Regions from separate parts of the Mus musculus genome. Here region 1 is linked to region 2. The links are chromatin loops, found by intact Hi-C in ENCODE. Cell type or tissue: heart. All regions are shown on one strand. Links, peaks and the distances in the headings refer to the core of each region. The heading gives the core; the rest is flanking DNA. Region 1 has its middle 110 kb from the start of 5430427M07Rik. Region 2 overlaps Cep128 (centrosomal protein 128).

What was found. Hi-C counts contacts between places; a loop is a spot of excess contacts. Peaks named below come from ENCODE experiments on the same cell type or tissue, not always from the same donor. Only the 100,000 strongest peaks of a DNase experiment are listed, where the experiment ranks them.
Region 1: a loop joins it to region 2, with 2.1 times the contacts of the local background. A loop is called at or near these places in 2 of 42 quality-filtered maps.

The regions. Positions count from the first base shown.
Region 1 is chr12:90,928,007-90,938,099 of GRCm38, reverse strand. No RefSeq gene overlaps it. Among named protein-coding and RNA genes, the nearest start is that of 5430427M07Rik, 110 kb to the left of the region's middle. In heart, for the core only: no CTCF peak of the experiment used is centred there; no DNase peak of the experiment used is centred there.
Region 2 is chr12:91,046,072-91,056,164 of GRCm38, reverse strand. All of the region lies in intron 22 of Cep128 (centrosomal protein 128), which reads left to right. 5430427M07Rik (RIKEN cDNA 5430427M07 gene) reads right to left here. Exons shown (of 4, transcript NR_045858.1): 2 at 5,698-5,796; 3 at 3,208-3,274; 4 at 1-266. Among named protein-coding and RNA genes, the nearest start is that of 5430427M07Rik, 5.3 kb to the right of the region's middle. In heart, for the core only: no CTCF peak of the experiment used is centred there; a DNase peak (open chromatin) is centred at 5,414.

The sequences.
Region 1 (10,093 bases), core at 1,337-9,336, 120 kb after region 2:
ACTATATGGGGAAGATCCATTACTAGGTTACTGAAAAATAAATCAGTTCATTTTATGTTCTGTTGACTTCACTACTTACATATAGTTTAATTTCGCTGTCCTGACCACATAATAAACAGTTTGACAGTGGAACTGTTTTGAGAGTCTTCTACAGGAAAATATGGTTAATAAGGGGAGTCCCATTAAATGAGAACATGTCATCAGGATGCCAAGTATAGGGGAATGAGCAAGATCGGGATGGTGCTAGTCAGAGATGATTTCCAAAGACAGTAATAGGAGTTTTGTAAGCTTTTTTTTTTTTTTTTTTTTTTTTGATTCTTTTCTCTCCAAAGACTTGGAAAGACAGAAATGGGAAGGAAAAATCCGAGTATTATATTATACACTCTGTCAATTGGTGAAAACACCCCAGGGAAACCGAAACCAGGAATCCTGCATAAGCCCTCCAATTATGTCGCACTAACCTGGAGCATGTCATATTTTCTTTTATTTCTCAGAATTCTCATAATTATTGATAGTGGCGATCATCCAAGGGGACAGAATGTGTGGTCCTTCTGGACAGGGACTAGGCTCCATAAATAAAATATCTTCCTAATTACCCTTTCTTCCATCTTCAGTCCATGTCTGCTACCCAAAGCAGAGAGGCATCTACAGTTAGAACATTATTGCTTCATTTAAATTCTGTGCTGAATTTAATATTAATTTAAATTTCTCAGCAGGCTTAAAAGAGACTGTGAAACTACCATTATCTACCCAGAGGGATAACAATGAACTCAGGAGAAACTGCCTCAGCCTTGGTGCCTGCTTCTCTTAAAAAATTGATTATGCTTTTATTGTCTTTATTGATTGTAGTATTTATTCATCTATCTATCTATCTATCTATCTATCTATCTATCTATCTATCTATCTATCTACCTACCTACCTACCTACCTACCTACCTACCTACCTACCTACCTATCTATCTACCTACCTACCTACCTACCTACCTATCTATCTATCTATCTATCTATCTATCTATCTATCTATCTATCTATCTATCTATCTATCTCATCCATCCATCCATCCATCCATCCATCCATCCATCCATCCATCTGTATGTCTTTGTTTTTCTAGGCAGGGTTTCTTTGTGTAGCCCTGGATGCCCTGGAACTTGCTTTGTAGGCCAGGCTGGCCTCAAACTCACAGAGATCCTCCTGCCTCTGTGTCCTGAGTGCTGCGATTAAAAGTATGCACTACCACCATCCAGCTTTTTTTAAAAAACAAACAAACAAACAAACAAATTTTTATTTACTTGCTTTGTATATGAGCATAAATTCTATAATGTGTTAGTGAAAGACAGAGGACAACTTTCAGGAGTTGGTTCTCTCCTTCTACAATGTAAGTTTTGGGGATCAAGCTTAGGTCACCAGGCATACAGCAATCATCTTTACACACTGGACCACCTCACTGCACTTTGACTACTTTACAGTCGTTATTTTCAAGGAAAGACTGGACAGTATAGGGGGAGGGGGAAATGCCTGAACTCTACAATACACTGAACTTTGCAGCATTTTTAAAGGTGTTCAAACTTAGGACAAAAGTTTAATTTCTAAATTGGATGCAGTAAGAGGCCGACAGTAACTAATAATAAAATGGAGTAATTATACTGTAATGAAAGTTTGTGAATGTGGTCTCTCCCCTAACTGTGGCAGGGCAGGTGGTGCAGACAGTGGGGATATGCAGACAAAGAGATGATTTACACTCCAGGTCAGACAGAGAGAAACCTTGAGAGATTTCATCTTTCTACTTAGAATGGCAACCTGAAACTTCAGAGCTATTTATTTCTGGGATTTCCATTAATATTTTCACACCAGGGTTTACCAACTAACTGCAGCCACAGGAGCTAACATTTCAGGCAAGAGGGTGTTACTATTAATTCTGGTTCTGTTCCAGGGCTTAGGCATGTAAACAATGAACTACCCTGAAGTACACATTGTCTACATAAAGGCTATTTAGTCATCAGAGCTCATAGGAAAGTTGAACTAGCTTACCTTGTTTATATGAGCTATATCTTCTTTGGTAGAAGTTTGTAAAGCACTTATACAGCATTTAATGAACTATTGTTTTTAGTTCTAGACACACTTCCAAAGTCATTATCCTGAGGCTGAGGCTAGGATTTTAGGCCACATTTTCTCCCGGTCAAGTGCCTCCAAGATAGGCTGTACCAGTAGGAGGCACTAGCGGAAGGCATGGCATAATTGCAAGGAGAAGGAAATGCTTCCCCTTCCTTGGGCAGTACTCCCCTGTAACAGGAACAGCACCTTATACACCTGAAACCATTTTGCTGTTTTGCCCACACTTGAATAACTGGCTCATACTCTCTTTAGAGGCATCAACACTGGCCAGCACCCCTCTTTAAAAGTTTGAGTTCAGCTATATCTTAGTTAGGGTTTTATTGATGTGGAAAGGCACCATGATCACAGCAACTCTTATAAAGAACAGCATTTCATTGGGACTGGGGTAAAGTGCAGAGATTTTCTCCATTATTGTTATAGCAGGAAGCACAGTGGCATACTAGGCAGACATGATACTGGAGAAGGATCTGAGGATTCTACAAGTGAATGTCACATATCTGGCTTCAGGATTTTAGACCTCAAAGCCTCTCCCATCCTGTCTCCCAGTGACACACTTTTACCAAAGTCACACCTGCTCCAAGTCCATACCTCCTAGTAGTGTCACTTCCTATGAAACTATGGGAGCCATTTTGTTTCAAATCACCACAAGCTACACAGGACATTTCTTGTAGGCTTCTAAATCTCAAACATCCCAACTTCTCTCTTTGCTCCTCAAAGCATTTGTCTATGTTTTGTGTTATCTCCACAACACCTTCATGCAGGGATGGGCAGACTAATTTCCATATTGCCTATGGCTACTTTTTTCTTAGCAAAAGAAGAGTGCAGTATTTGACATCATATTACTACAAAGCCAAAAATATCTATCACAGCTACTTTTGTTCAAAATATGTAAGAATACCGACTTAAGGGATATAATCTAGACTTTAAAAAAAGTATTTTTTCAGAGCTGGAGATTAAACTCAGTCTTATACCTGCTAGGTAAGCATTCTACCGCCAAATTACAGCCATCCTTGTTTTGAATATTTTAAATAACAAATATGTTGGTCTAAATTGTCTGAATATTCAATTTCATGTATTCAAATAACAGATACAGTTCCTGTCTCCTGTTTGGACCCTGAATGATACCAAAAATTGGTTCTACCAGTGGTTTCGGGTAATAGACAAACCAACATGTGGTTTGGAAATTGGTTTAGGCATATTCTTGATGTAAATACAATATTGAAATCTGGTGCTAGCAACGCATGATATCCAACAGTGTCTCATTTAATCAAATCAGCACCTATAATTGGTGATGATAACATGTCTAAAAATAAGTGCCTAAGAAGCTCCCAAACTTGACTGTGAAGGGAAAAAAAAAATGGCCAGAATCACTAGGGAGCCTATATTTTCCAGTTACCCTGTAGCTCTTATAAAAAGGAAACAGTAAGCTCTAGATGCAAGGAACTCCTACTCCTTTTCCCAGAGAGAGAGAGAGAGAGAGAGAGAGAGAGAGAGAGAGAGAGAGAGAGAGAGAGAGAGAAAGAGAGAGAGAGAGGAGAGAGTTACAAGAATGATAACACCACTAAAAATTTTAGTTAAACAGGTTACAAAATTGCAACAAAAGTTTAATTGATATGTGTTCCAGATCACTCATGTACAGAGGCTATCTGACTCAGGAAATTACAGCCCAACTAGTATGGTGGGATTCACAAGCCCGTGTCTCTGTTGCTTTTACTTGCATAAAGTACAATGTATAGAACAACAACAAAATAAAAAACCTTAAGGAACTAATAATATTAAACAAAGTAATCAAAAGAAAGACATAAATATAATTTAAACTAATGTTTTTTTGAAACAAAAGTCTATCAGCTGGAAGTCTTGAAGGTGCCTGATTTTGAGCAATTCTATGAGATAACTGCATCAGTTTTAGTTTAGTATGAATTATCTGCCATTTCTATTTGACAACAGCATGGATAATGATAATACTTCTATGCTGTCCTTTGTTTTGTCTCAGATTCTTATTATTTAAGGGATGCTTCAGTTAGAGATGAATAGGTATAAAGATGTAGTTGTTTTCTATTCTTTGAGTTCAGTGATCTTTAAAATTAAATCCATGTATCCTCATTTAAGAATTCCTGTTTTCGCAGTCTCCAAGTCTCAAGGATTGAGAAGTTAGCTGAACCAGTCAACATTAATAAGTATGGAGGTTGGAGACCCACATCAAAGTTGTCTTTGAAATCTTGTTCCCTTTTTAACATTATTCTCACATCAGAATCTCTAAGCCAAGAGGACAGGCTGTAGTCCATCTCCTGTGTGTGTGTCTCTGGTTTCTAGGACTTGTATTCTCAAAGCAATTCTAATGTTCTCTACTAAAGTACCTTATTGTAGTGTACTTCTCCATCAAGGTGCTGTGACTCTGCCTATTTGCCTTAATGTGTTCTTCAACTAGACTACAAGCTTTCTGATATTAGAGAATATGCCTTCTGATAATGTATCTATATAGCGCAGAGCCTGCCACCAAGTAGATGTGTCATGCAGATTTGCCAATAACGAACTGAAGGATAGATATAAGCCAAGACAAAATTCATTTCTTTTTATTATTCATGGCCAAAAGTCTTGGCCAAGTATTAAAAAAAATAAATGGGCATGAATATAAATAGAAAATATGAATGAATAGTATAAATCTCTATATCAATGGAAAAACAATTCAATGTAGACCCTGTTACATTGCTATAACACACATCTCACCTATTGGGTGGACACTGGTTACCTACCCAGGACTGCTTCCACTGTTTTCCTTACAAATAAAATATTTAATTTAGATGTCAATTGTGGCAAATATGGATATTGAAAGTTTGGAAGGTTGTAACTTTCCTTAGCAGTGGGCTTGGATGTTAGTGATGATCAAGCTAGTCTGGTTGTTCACAGTTTTCTTTGACAGTGTTCCATTCAAGAATGGGCATGTGATACAACTATGGACAATGACATGTGATGAGAATACCAGGGAAAGGCTTCTAGGACAGGACAAAGGACTTTCGTGAGATATAACAGCCCTCCCTTTAGATCCGGTGATAGGAGAGCTGTCTAGACACAGTGATAATGAGAGCAGCAGGCACGCTGAAAGGGACGTGTGCAAAATGAAAATGGGAGCAAAATTGTTCATTGTTGATGTCTTTGAGAGACTGTGTGAATCAACTGCTAGACCTGTTTTACAGCAACAGATGTCTTTCTTGCTTAAGCCAAAATTTTCGGGACCTTGTCTCTTTAAATTTATTTTTAAAAATCGATGCATTTATGCCTGATGCTTGACGCCTCACCGTCACAGGTAAAGGATAGCTTTGCTAATGCCCGGGCATAGATGAGACATGACACATTTTCTCTTGGGATCCTGATGTTGTATAGTAACAGAAGCTCTCCATAGTATGCAGACATCCTTTTAGAGATCCGGCACTCCAGCCGGCTCATTTAGAGAATGGGTAGGGTGCCAGGCATTTAGGAAGCTCATCCAAGGAGCACATTTAAATCTGGCCAATATGCACGTAAGCCTGACTAGGTAGACTAACCTGTACACACCTTTTTTTTTTTTTCTTTAAACCCAAGCGTGCTTCTGGCAGACACCCATCCACAGCATGCTATGTGTTACCGTGTTATGAAACTGGCTTTGACATTTGGATGCCTACCACTTGGTGAGTGGTTAGTTATAAAATGCTATTGGGTCAACAGACTATGCTTCTGGAATACAGCCTGGACTTCTGGGATCTTTTTAGTGGCTGGCTTATTTGTATTTCCAAGGCCATTTTTTCAACAAGCCAACACAATCAAATTACATGCAGCTTTGAAGACATTCTACCTTACAGTTTGACATTTTAATTAGGACTTTAAAGAGATAATAATCACTGCCCACAACTTCCCTAATGTTACCTAGAAATGGGTCAGCTAATTAGGATCCCAGAAAAACCACCACATACATTTCTTTTTAATTGTTTTTCCAAACTTCATCACCACATCTCTTGGCTCCATCTCAGACCAAATCAAGCAAACAGCAGGGAAGGGTTCAATCTCTGCAGCCTTCAGAGTCGTCCAGTCCAAGGGCAAAAAGAAGGAGTCCAGTTTGTGTCTGGCATCTGAAAAATTTCATTTCAGCCAGTCTCAGAACTTTTTTTTCTTTCATTTCCAGATTGCTTTCAAAGGAAAGCTCTCCCAGTTCTTTGCATTAGAACAGACTCAAGGAAAGCCATTAAGAGCTTCTTCTTGTCCCTTAGATTCCTGTATCTATATTTCTGTCATTCTTCTATGGTAGTGTGGTGGATGGGATGTCCTATGAAGTAATTTCTTAAATGCTTTCTTTTAATTCCTGTGTTCAATTCTTACTACGTGGATTTTTACGAGGTGGATGGGAAAAAAAAGTGTCCATCTCAAATTGAGAAACCAAGGAGCCTGGGATGGGATAGCAATTCAAGAGATGAATTCTGTTCTCTCAGACAGATTATATGTAATAGAATGGGCCTGGTCTCACCAAGCCTCTCCCTGCCCTGCCCTATGCCTTGGGTCAAATACCAGAACAGAAATGTGGCAAATGCCAGGCATTGTTTATCTAACCCTCTGATATATTTTGACACATTCAGAAGGAGACATAGTTGCTACTTCCCAGGAGGGGTTTAAGACTGAAACAATATGCAACTTTGTCTTGCAGTAGCTTAAGCACTTCCTGATTCATGTTTAAACTGGTTGACATGGCCCGGACCTCCAAATAGATGATCAGCTGTGGCATATATGTTTCTTCCAGAGAGCCAAGAGCCAAGAGCCACACACCTGGCCTAGTTCCAACTGTTGGGCTGTTGGTAGTTAATTTGAAAGAGGTCCTCAACTTGTAACTCCAAACCCTTTCTTTCCACCATCCTGTTAGGTATATGCTCTTTTTTTGCTCTCAGAGGCAATTGCTCCAGAAAGCAAGTAAGATTTCCAAGGGCCCATTGCTTGCACAAGCCCTTGGAAGTCTTGGGGAAGAGCTCTTGTGACATGTTCACATGATCATATGCTTTTTAAAGAGTTCAAGATATAAGGCAATCTAACAATAAGCAATAATGACCTTTGTATTTTCATACACCTCCAGTTTCATATTCTTTCTCTTCTAGAAGCACTCCCAAGTTGCCCTGAGTGAGGTCCAGCCAACCACAATATATCTCTTCCTTTGTCTAAGTTCTTTATTTAGGGATGTTTTCAAGACTGGAAAAGTGTCTGGGTAGGGTCAAAGTAGCCATGTCCACAAAGAAGTGTCTGTAAAACAGGCAGAAGTTGTTTCGTGAGCTTTTATGCTTTTATATTCCTGTATCTTTGTTTCTCTGAAATAGCTCCAACTTTGAAATGTTTCTCTGGCCTTGAAAGTTGAACCAAATTGAGATGTGGAGTACTCGGGACATGAATGCATGCAGTACGCTGCCAGGGAATGCTTGCTCTGACAGTAGACTTCATTATGTTTATTTTCTCCACAGTTTCAGCCAGATGTATCTCCTTTCTACCACTCTTCGTTCAAAGGACCTTTTCACTTATCACTCCTCCCAAGAACAGCTCTATTCCTTAGATGGTCACTTTATATTTTTCTGCTATTAAGAAAAAGATTTCTCTTATAATTTATAGCCTAATAAATTTCTTCATGAAAGATCATGAAGAAGTTAACGATGACTTAATGTAGTGCCCTGTGGTGACAGAGTGGAGGAGAATAGGCTTGGGGGACTGCTGGCTCCCTCCTTCCTCAGCTAGTTAGGCGACAGCTCTCATGTCACATTGTTTATCTGAGGAGAAAAGAGATGACAGATGGTACCATTGTTATAGGGACATGCTAACAAATGTCTGGGGGTGGCATAGATCACAGTAGTCTCAACTATCTGCTCACTGCAAGGGTAGCCACCATTATTTTGATCAGATTAACCTTGAAGGCAAAGTGTTTGACTCTCAAGGAAGGCGTCTGAAAAAAGAAACTGAGATGAGGTTTGGTTAGCCAGATAAAGATCCAGAACTGTGTTGACTTTTGTGGTGTTTCCTTGGGTCTAGTAGGTTGAACATGTCTATGCTTATGTTTCCTACAAGATGGAAAGGGAAACAATGGGAAGATAATGCTCTGCCATGTGCAAGAACTGGCTTATGTTTACTCATAGGCTGACTTTATGGAGCTTCACCGCTGTTTGAACAAAAATCCTCAAAACCCCGCTAATGGACTCTAGGGCCTACTCAAATTTAATTAAAATGTTAATAGAAATTAATTATGTATTTATTTGTCCAACTTAATATAGTATTTCTATTTTTAAAGTTCTATGATGATTGCTAACGGCGAAGGATTAGTGAGATAGGGACACACAGGTAAATGTCCTCTTTCATGGTTTTGGAATCTCATTCCAATTGTATTTACAGTTGGGCACTTGAACAAGTGACTTCTACTTTGCCTAAGAATAAAATGTAAGAAAATTGGCTGTAATATTTCCTTAAGTTGCTCAAGGAAATGACTTATTACTATTGTTTTATTCTGTCTCTCTGTGAAATAGATATTCTAGTACATTCTTTATTCAGTGGAACTTGAAGTCATCTACAGTCTTGAATGTGCTGGGGGCAAGCTGGGCATGGGGACACACAGTGACAGAGACAAACATTGTGAATAACATGCTTCCGAGACATATGTGCAGCCTTTTGAACATGTTCATGACAATGGCAGAGGATACACAGGTCAAAATGAGGTCTGCTTGAAAACATCCCTGAATGTGGTACCTCCATGTAAATTAACAAATCATAAGCAGAATGTATGGAACAAAACTCCCGTGAGTGCTGTGTCAAGAACTCGGTTTCTGCTCAAACCACACATGCTTAGACTCCCTCAGACTAACTCAGATTGCCCAGATAATTTTGCCTATACAGGAGGCCTATTGTACTATGTGTGTTGCTTGAGAGACGTAATCATTGTCTGGAGGTTTAGAAACGTCTGTCTCTCAAAGGCTTCTACTGTAACCGGGTCTGACACACTTCAAGCACAGGACGGACAATGCCAATACAGAAGAAGGAGAGGAACGGAAAGTCAGCCTCACACAACGGACCAAACCGAAAACACTACCACCCACGCGGCTCCAATCACCATCAAACCTTGTTCAGTTGGAAAGAAAAAGACAGGATGAAGAACAAGGACAGCAAGAAATCCAGACTGCAGAAGCAAAGAAACACACCCCCGCAGGAAGTGGAGGCTCCTGACTGTGTGTGGCAACTCAACTGTCTGACCTGTGTTTTCATTAACCTGGGGTATTTGAGCTCCATATTTTCTCACACAGCTTCTTGCCTAAGTAGTCAAGGAAGCAAAGGACAACAACACTGGCTATATGCCAACTCAAAAAAAATGCCTGGCTCCTTTAACATCCAAAGGAAATTTAGCCTTTCTCGATGGGCTAACTTTGCCTGGGAGGCCTTGGGAGCGAGATCTTCACTGAGGAAGTTTTTTTTTTTTTTTCCTTTGCAGCCGCTAGGCCCTCTGGGATTTTTGACCCAGAGCCTTTTCCACTTTAGTTTTGAAGTTGGGAACACACTACCCTCAACTCAAACTGATGATCTATAAAGTTGGAACGAACGTCGCGCTGGATTAAACAATTGTTTCCTTAAAAACAGGTTTCTTGGTGGTAAGTAGAAGACAGGCAAAGGTACAGAATTCAGGCATGTCAAAAGCATTATCGATGTTTTGCCAGCATGAGACCAGCCCTGGCGACAGGTGGAAAATATTAAATTACTATTTTTGTACCTTTCTTCCTACTGCCCTCAAAAGTTCTGGCACAGATAGAGCTATAGACTGCCGCCCTCACTAAAAACAAATTCTAAAAAAAATAAAAAAATAAATAAATAATAAGAAGAAATGAAAAAGAGAAAGAAAAAAAATTCCTAAAGAATATTCCAGTCAGCTTCTAGATGTGTGCTGTGTTGGGTCTTAGCTGAGTATATGTTAGTTTTTTTCAGTGAAATAATTTCTCTTCAT
Region 2 (10,093 bases), core at 1,047-9,046:
GGTTATCTGTGTCCTCTCCCACTGAGGCCAGACAAGACAGACCAATGTGTGTTCTTTGGTTGGTCTCTCAGTCTCTGAGAGCCCCCAAAGGTTTAGGTTAGTTGGCTCTGTTGGTCATCCTATAGAGTCCCTATCTCCTTCAGGGACTTCAGTCTTTACCCCAACTCTTCCATAAGACTCCCAGAGCTCTGCCCAATGTTTGGCTGTGGGTCTGTGCATCTGTTTCTGTCAGCTGCTGGATGGAACCTTTCAGAGGACAGTTATGTCTGCAAGCATAACAGAGTATCATTAATAGTGTCAGGAATTGGTGCTTCATGTTTTCTTCTAATGTTGATCACACCCACCTTCCCCATTCCCCTTCAACACCCCCTGAGGCTGTATCACATTTCCATCTAAACTTTGCCTTTTTTGGTAGGCAAACAAACAAATAAATAAATGCCACCGAGTTCAATTTATGATGCCATTGTATGCATGGGTATGGTCTATCTGCTTAGCATAACCACCACCAATGGCTAGAACCTGAAATGAAAAATGCTGTCCCTCTTCTAGCAGCACTCAGCTTCCAGTGGCTCCTCTTGCTTTCCTACCCCATCATACTGAGGTTTTAAATGGCTTGTTCTGGTGTGAGTAACCACCTGCTATGTGCTCATGGGTGCTTGCCAGCCATTTGGAGCCTAGAAGGCATTTCACTGCTCTCTTCCTCATCCTCCTTTTTTCTTCTTTCCCTTCCCTCTTCCCATGTTGTCCTCCTCTTAAATGGGGAAGGGCAGGGTGGCAGAGACTCCCTGAACACAGCTGAACATTTACAGTCACAATCATGAATTCTGAGCACTTAGACCAGTTACACTTCCTCCACGGACTGCTGCCCACTGCCAGAAGCTCCTCTGACCAAGGTGGAGAAGAGCATAACTATGGGTGTGAACAAAACTCTTTAGAGAGCAGTTTGAACTAGATGCCAGTTTACTGAAACAGCAGCAGTAGACTCCAGCTTAGGGCCCACAGTCTCCCTAGTCATGGGCTTTTGACCAGGTTTACAGCATCAGTTATGAAATCTGTCCTTCGAAGCAGATTTTATATCCAATCAGAAATAGGTTGGTTACTCTCACACACATCATGCCGTTATCACACAACTTGTGTGACAGGTCATTGTTGTAGCATGCAGGATACAGTGAGGGGAAAGACGACTCAGGTCCACCCTCCTAGCACCTGCTTAGTGCTTCCCAGCACTCTGAAAGCTAATCAGGGAGGGGAAAGTTTCCTCATCAGTTTATAGTTGATGTCTCTGAATCCTACAACCCAAGTTGTATTCAGCATTAGAATCTTACAATCTAGTTATGGTAGCAACCAACAGGATGACACTGCCAGCATTGTTTGGATGCTTCCAGGACTTCTGTGATTACTAACTTTTAGGGAGATATTAGATATTCCTGGCTCTGAGATTGTCTTTTAACAACCTCTCTTCTGGGGGCATCATTGTCCGCTTATGCAAGGTGACTTTTTTAAACTCAAAGTTTTCAGTTGTATTCCTAACTGACAACCGAGTGGGTTTTCACAGGAGAAGGCTTTTTCTTACCGTCTTGGTTTTGTGTAAGTTGCTTCCAACCTTTTTATTTCTCCCATTAGTATATGTTAATTATACTTAATAATGGGTCTCATTATGACATTTTCATGCATACATACCTGCCATGTTTTAATAATGTACTGCATTACCCTCTTATCTCCCGCTAATACATGTAATCCCCCTCCTCATTCTAACTACTCTCCTTCCACTTTCGGGTCTTTATTTCTTTTTATGATATTTTCTTTATTTAAATTTCAAATGCTATCCTGAAAGTTCCCTATACCCTTTCCCTGCCCTGCTCCTACCCACCCACTCCCACTTCTTGGCCCTGGCGTTCCCCTGTACTGGGGCATATAAAGTTTGCAATACCAAGAGGCTTCTCTTCCCAGTGATGGCCGACTGGGCCATCTGCTGCTACATATGCAGCTAGAGACACTAGCTCTGGGAGTACAGCTCATATCTTTCGGGTCTTTTTTATGTAGATTTCTTTTCATACAATGTATCCTGATCACAATTTCACCTTCCTCATCTCCTCTCAGATTCTACCAACTCCGCACCCATTTAGCTCCACATCTTCTTTCCCTTTCTCTTTGAAAACCAACAGGCAAAAAAACAAAACAAAACAAACAAACAAACAAACAAAAAAAAAACTCGACATTGGAAACCATCATATATAAGTAAAGACTAGTAAGATTAAAAATAAATGCCAAGACAATCATTATGAGACAAAACAAAACACACAAAAATATATATAAACAAACCAAAACTCCAAAATGCTATTGAGTTCATTTAGTGTCTGCATCTATTGCTGGGTTTGATGCTTGCCCTTAAGTGTGTTTAATATACTCAGTAACACTCCATGGGAAACAAACTAATTCTTCTCTTGCAAGCGATTATTATCAGTTGCATATAGCTTCTCTGTGCATGCGGCCACCATCTCAGAGTTACTATGTGTCTCAGTCTTGTTGTGTCCAGAAGACCTTGTTCCTTGGTGTCCTCTGTCCCCTCTGGCTCTTACAATCTTCCTCTTCCACAGGGATCCCTGAGCCCCAAGGGGAGGGGTTTGGTGGAGACATCCCATTTAAGACTGAGTGTTCCAAGATATCTCACTCTCTGCACGTTGCTAGTTGTGAGTTTTCATATGTTTCCTTGGTATCCAAATGAGTTGCCTTTGGAGTTTTCAGGAACCTGGGCTCCTTGATCAGCTACATCAACTGTTAGCAACTTATATATTCCTGAGAAAGAGCTAAGCTTCATGAGAGCTTCCCTACTTCATGACAAGGTGTTGATGGGCCCAATCTTTTTGTTTGTTTGTTTGTTGTTTGTTTTTTTAGGACCTCTGCTTGCTCTAGTCTGCCCCGCTCACTCTTGTCACCTCTGCTCATTCAGTCCCTTCTCACTCAAGCCCAAAGATTTATTTATTATTATACATAAGTACACTGTAGCTGACTTCAGAAGAGGGCATCAGATCTCATTACAGGTGGTTGTGAACCACTGTGTGGTTGCTAGGATTTGAACTCAGGACCTTTGGAAGAGCAGTCAGTGCTCTTACACACTGAGCCATCTCACCAATCTTGTCCAGACCTTGTACTGTTAATTACAGCTGCTATGACTTCCTATCATTCCTGAAAGACATCATTCCATACCTCTGATCTCTTCTTCTTTCATATCTTGCATTCTTCCTGCCTTCTCTTCCATAATGTTCCCTGAGCCCTGTGGAGAAGGATATTGAAGCCCCATGTTTGGCTGCACATTGAGTAGTCTTCTATCAGTTATATCTTTCTGTAGTCACTGCTGGCCACTGCAACAAGAAACTTCTTTACCAATACGTGAACACAGTTATCAGAAGGCAATGTGACAGCCATATCATGTCCATGTGGAGAACAGCAGCAGCAGTTTGCACACTAGGGCTTATGACCTCCCCATGAGAGTTTGACCAGATTTACAGTTGAATGCCCCTGTGAAGAAGTCCTCAAATCTAGTGAGAAAGCAGTTGGTTACCCTCATAACAGATGCAGCAGTCTTGTATCTATAAGCTCATCTTCTGCATCCATTTGGTATTGTTGCACACAGGTCATCCAGCCGAGCAAGACTCTCAAAAGTCTAAATAGCTCCATATGGAGCACTGTAGGGGCTGCCTCCTAGGGGGGAAACTTTCACACCAAATGTCACTGTGTCCTGAAATCAAGCCTTGCCTAGTTCCGGTAGGCAGTCAACTGCAGCAAAAATTGCCTGCATTGTTTCTCGGCTTCAAGGCCAACAACAGGTAAGATTTCCTTTGATAACTGCTGACTTCTGGGCATAGCTCTAGCTACCTTCACACACCATCTCCAATGTTTAGGTCATCATAGAGAGCTTTTGTTGTCACTCCCTGCTTTTTTTTTCCCAGAATAATTTTCATTTTTAAGCAAGTATAAAACTACACATTACTCAGTGACTCAGCTGATACAAGGTTTGATGCATACGCATAAGCGTCGAGGTGTGCTCTCCTGTACCTGTGAGAACCAATAGCTGACATAGGAAGGGAGGTGGCAAATGGGAAGAGTCCTGGGCATTTCTGTCCAGGCTGTCTAACATCTACTTCCAGGTTCCATGAGAAATTACTTTAAAAAATAAGGGTGGGGTAATTTGAAGATAGCTGGTGTTGCTTTGTGGCTTCACATGTGTGACACACACACACACACACACACACACACACGAATGCTTACAGAGTGTGCACTCACAGTAACATGTACACAGATACTGATACTGAGAAGAAATTCTACTATTGTGGAAACACAACTCTTTGCAATTGCCTGGACTTATCTAAATAATGCTAAAAACCTCTGTATGCGTGTGTGTTGGGGACCTAAATAGTTTAAATAATTACCTTAGAAAGCAATTAAATTTTTGAAAAACCATTGACTGAAAGTAGATTTGCAATTATGAGTTGGCTTAGCATTCAGCCTGTTTCTTGAATACTTAAAACCATCTAATCTATCTTGTTTTTAGATATATAGTTATGAGCTTTAACCTGAAGCTATTCAAAACCATAAACCCCATTGACATCTTGAGAAATATTATTTCTAAAACACCTGTGGCCTTTTAAGCAATTCTGTAAAGACCTTGCTGCTGTTATTAGTGGTACATACTTGAACTACACATATACAAGAGACCTTGAATGTTGGTGTTCAGTCTGTGTTTATACCAGATTCACAGGGTGTGGTTTATGTCCTTTGGGAAGTTATAACATACTGCCACATATGTGTACTCCTCCCTAAAGGTAGCCAGTTGCCAGTTGGTACAGTTTTCTTTCTCTACTCCCCTAAATCATAAAGTAATTATTCATCATGGACGACATTTGTGCAGAACCCCATAGGTTCAGTGGTTGAAGAGCAGGCATCCTTTGTTAACAAAGTGAATTGTGCCCTGGATGCTTGGGAATATATAGTCACCAATGAGTGAATGTTCTTACTCAGTGCCCCTGCTGTGCCCAGGAAACACAGGCCTGAGTATGTGAATCTGAATCAGGCCAGATCACTACTTGTTCCTTATTTCAGGGCCTCCCTTCAGGATTTACAAGGACCCTGCAGCTAAGAGAAAGTTGCCTTTATCTCTTTACAAAGGCCAAAATTGCTGTTTCAAACCCCAAGATGAAGCCATGTTCATTTTTGGTTTTGCCAGGACTATGAGCTTCTCATTGAAGTTGCCTGAGAGGTTCCGTCCAATTGGCTTTTTACCAAATAAAACGCAGTGTGCTCTGTAAGCTTTTGACCCAGAATCAGGTGAAGCTCAGCAGCCTTGGCCGAGCTGCATTGTAAAATTGTGGATTGGTTTGGACTTGACACTTCCTGGGAACCCATTCAAACTGAAACCGGAAAAAGGTTTTGCACAAATCCTGTCCCAGCCTGTCCTGCCAAGGTTCTCACTGCTCCCGCGCTGCTCCACCTTCTGTGCATTCGCATTGAGGGCAGACGGAAATATCTCATGAATCTCTCATGAGGGACCTGGAGGGAAACAATCTAGACATTCTTCTTCGCCCACCTTCTCCCCAAACACAGGAGCCGGGTTCTCGATGTATTAGTATTAAAGCATTTGTCTTTCCCAATAATGGGGTCAACTCCAAAGGGTTAAGCCTCCAGAAGAAGACCACTTACCGTCAAGTACAGCAACATTGCTGGAGCAAGCAGCCCTGTTTATAGTCACACCGATGGCAAGAGGTGATGGTCAAGCCAAAAATATAACATTTCTTCCAGCTTGGGAAAAAAGAAAAAAAAAAGTTTCTTATGGCCTTGTCAGGTTTTTCATACAAGTACAGAGTTGGGGATATGTCATTGAGATACTGCATAGAGAGTGAGGCTTCCCCAGCAAGGAAGGTCGTAGCTGTGTGGAACTGCACTGTGTTTGCAGGTCAGACTGCAGCCTCCCTTCGGATGTTGATGCAGAATTATGCTGCTTGAGGAAATGCCTTGCTTGTGTGTTCTAGTCCAGGGCTGCACACTATCAGTAATGAACTGTATCCTCTGGGTCAAACATGCTTTCTTCCTAGTGTGAAAATAGCAGAAATAGACTTTATAAAGCAAAGTACTAGTATCTTTCTGAAAAACGTAACATGCGTAAGAAATGCCTTCTGTCTTTAAAAGAACATATCTTGGTAAACTTGCAATGTGAGAGATGTGAGCTATTTACTTTAGATCGTAAATCAGCCAGAAAAAAAAAAATATGGCATTACACTTTCAATATGTCATATGTAGGAGTAGTATATCTTATATACTTTTAAATAGGTTCTTAAAAAACTGATTTAGGGCATTTTTATCTAGTGTATGTATTTAAATAAATTACAAGTTTCAGGTGATAATTGCCTTTTTTTCAGTAATGGGTACATATTTGTAAGAATAATACTTGACTAATTGTGAGAATATCTAGGTTCTAGTCATGTTGTCATGACACCTAGGTACGTGATCCTGGGTGAGTTATTAATATTCTCTTTGTGTCATGTGTACTTGGTTTTTGTAATGATTGGGGTGGAGTCAGTAACATTATAGAAGCCCCTTACTCCTATTAGCTAAGTCTAGTACAGCAGGAGTTACATGGTAGGTCTCTGAAATGTCCACCCTGTTAGAATCTGTTGGTTTAATCAGGAAATAATGTGTACTGGATTCTTTCCAAATCCTTACTATGTTCTACCTGCTACATAGGTCATTTGAAGCAGCAACAGCTGACTAGTTTCTTGGCCAGAGACCTCATACTTTTGAAAATGTTCAAACTGGATTGAGTCTTAACTGTCCTTCTGACACATCCTTGGTTTGTACTGGGGTCGTTTGTAGGCCAGAAAACTAATGACTTCCTGAGCAAGGCAAAACCTGGAGTTGTGTCCTAATTAGTGACAATGTTCTTTCCATTCTGCATTCTCTGCTGTGGCTGGTGAGGGTAGATACATTCAGGTGAGGGAACTCTTTAGGTTGTCTTATGACTCACGCAAAGAGAAAGGAAGAATGTTGGTCACTCGTTTCTCCAGAGCTATTGGAAAGAATAGAGAGATATGGGGCTGGCTTCCATATTCAGGGTGTGCCCTAAACTTATTGGTAAACAGAGTTCCACAAAGTGGCTTTGATCTGCATTTGCTTCTTGCTTGTAAATGTTGACACGCCCCTAGACTTCAGTCCCAGTTCTGTCATGAGCTTGTTCTGTTGTATTAAACACCTCAGTTGATCTTTTTTTATTTCATGCATCTACATAACTGCTCTAATACCACTTTCACAAGTGTTCAGAAACTTTGTCTTGGGCTTTTAATAAACTTTGATCTCAGATGAAAGGCTGTAGACAGTATAAATTGTTACTATTAGCATTATTAATATAAATACCCTAGATGTCCTCATGTTAATTATTTAACATTCATGGACGATTTCAACCTATCATTACCCCTAACTGTATTATATTTGAACATCAAACAGTAAAAGCCAAACTATTAAAGTGGCCCTTCCATCATTATCCTCCTGGGTGCTCTTAGTTCTTTTGCTTAACTGGCTTTCTGTGAGTGTTTTTCTGGGGCATTTCAATGATTTTTGTCTAGTAGCTCTCCCTTGTCCATGTGTCCATTATGAAGGCAAATGGAGCAAGTCCCTCCCAGGACAGCTTCATTGCTACCTGACACAAGCAAGATGATGTGTCCAGCAGGTAGACTCACTGACTGCCACATGCTTTCTATGAGGTACTCTCTTCTATTCAGAGCATATATCCTCACTCTGATTCAGAACATATTTTATCCTGTGATACCTCAATGTTCCTATTTGGAAGTTAGTTTTTCCTGCTTGTTTTGGGTGTGTAAGGAGCGCGAGGGCAATGTCAGGCAAAGTCAGGTGGGGCCCAGATATTCATAGAATGCCTGGGATTTGGTACAGGGGAGTTAGAGACTTGATTAGCAATTGTGGCTCTACACACAGCAGCTCACCCAGCCTATCCCAACCCAATCTCTGCTATCGTGCTTGTCCAGATGTCCCACAGGCTGAGATCCTAGGTGGGAAATAGTTTTCTAAATTTTAAAATGTCTGTCACCAGACACAAGAGCAGTATATGAATGGGAAAAGGTTAGCTTATTAACCTGAACAGTTCCATTCAACTCCTGGTTTTGTTACACTCAGTGTCTTGGCATTCTCTAAATCTTACCTCCAAAATTTCAGTGTTAATCGGGACTTAGTTACTTAGTTGTTTTTGTTTTTGTTTTTCTTTTAACAGAAATCCCAGTAGCCATAGTTCTGCACACCCTAGCCTTAGGTTTGGCTCCCCAGATGGTAGTAACACACCACAATGGCTTTCAGTGACTGCTTTGGGCTAGTTTCTTTCCTCTTTAATGGTTTCTCTGATTTTTATCCCTTGGAGCCTGTCATCAGCCTGCCTTCCTTCATTGTCTTCATTCTTCATTGCTGCTCCGTGAGTTTCACTCCTTCTCTGCTGAGCCCATTGTGGTTCCTCTCCTAGGGCCTGTTGACCTGCCACAATACTGCCACCAACATTCTTTGTCATACTCCACTTTTTAAAGTCTCCCATGAACCTTGAGAGCTTAATTTTTAGACTCTTACTGAAATTAAAATTAACATTTGTTTGACCAAACATGAAGAGCCAGTTTGACCAGTCCTATGATTTGTAACACTTTGGATAATATATAAACCCAGCATCTTTAGAAGCCACAGTACCCATGAAGTCCATCAGACTTCTTTAGCCCCCGTAGGAGTAATGTAAGGGGGCTTTCGGGGGGGGGGGGGCATTAAGAGAGAGGCTTGACAGACTCTCATGATAGCAAACTATGAAAGCTTTTCATTGGTGGGTGCCCTGTTAACATTTCATCAAGTCAGTTGCACCTAATCCTGTGTTTTTTCTTTATAATTCCTCTTCTTTTCACTTTTAAAATTATATGAGACTCAAGGCAACATCTCAATGGCAATTATTAAAAATCAAACATTCTAAGATAATACAACCTCCAAAATAGCTAATTTGATACTGATATGTTAAGAAATACTGGTAGGAAAATACTTTAAGCCTTTAGGTTTTTTTTTTAATTCTTCAAAACAGTTTTTTCAATTTAAATATATTTTTATCATATTTTCCCCTCCTTCAAGTCCTTCCAGAGCTTCTTTCCCTCCCTTTCCACCCCACTTTGAGTTCTTTCTCAAAAAAACATACAAACAAAAACCCACACAATAAAACAACAGAAACCTCCCCAAACCAAGGAACCATAATACAGCCACAGCCAAGACAGGGAGAAAACAAAAACAACCAAAAAAAGCACACATCCACACACAAACTCGGGAGTCCATTACATGTTGGTCAACTACTCCTGAATATGAGGCTTATCCTGGAGTGTTTGATATATCCAGTGTCATTCTATTGGAGAAAACTGACTTTCCTTCTCCCAGCATGTATAAGTCACAAACCTTTACCTTAGTAGCTAGGCATTCATTCATTCATTCAATAAAATGCATACTTTCTTTCAAAAACTATAGCATTGAAGTTGGACAAGACAAACCAACAGAAGGAAAAGAGCTCAAGAGAAGGCACAAGAATCAGACACCTACATGTTCACAAACTCAGAAATCCATAAAAACACAAAAGTGGAATACGTAACATATACATTGAGGACCTGATGTATACCTGTGCAGGCCCTGTTCATGCTACTTCAATCTCTGAGTTCATATGAGCTTTGCTCATATTGATTTAGGGGGACTTATTTTCTTAGCATCCTCCATCCCATCTTAGCTGTTACAATCTTCCTGCCTCCTCTTCCACAGGGTTTCCTGAGCTTTGAGGTGAGGAATTTGATGGAGACATCCCATTTAGGGTTCTGTGTTCCAAAAGGTGTGTGTCTCTCTCTCCCTCTCCTTCCCCCTCCCGTCCCCCCCCCCGCTCTCTCTCTTTCTCTGCATTATTTCTGGCTGTGTATTTCTATATTTGTTCCAATCTACTGCAGTAGGAGCCTCTCTGATGATGGCTGAATAAGATGATGATCTAGGAATATAGCAGAATATCATTAAGAGTATTTTGATCACTACATTTTTT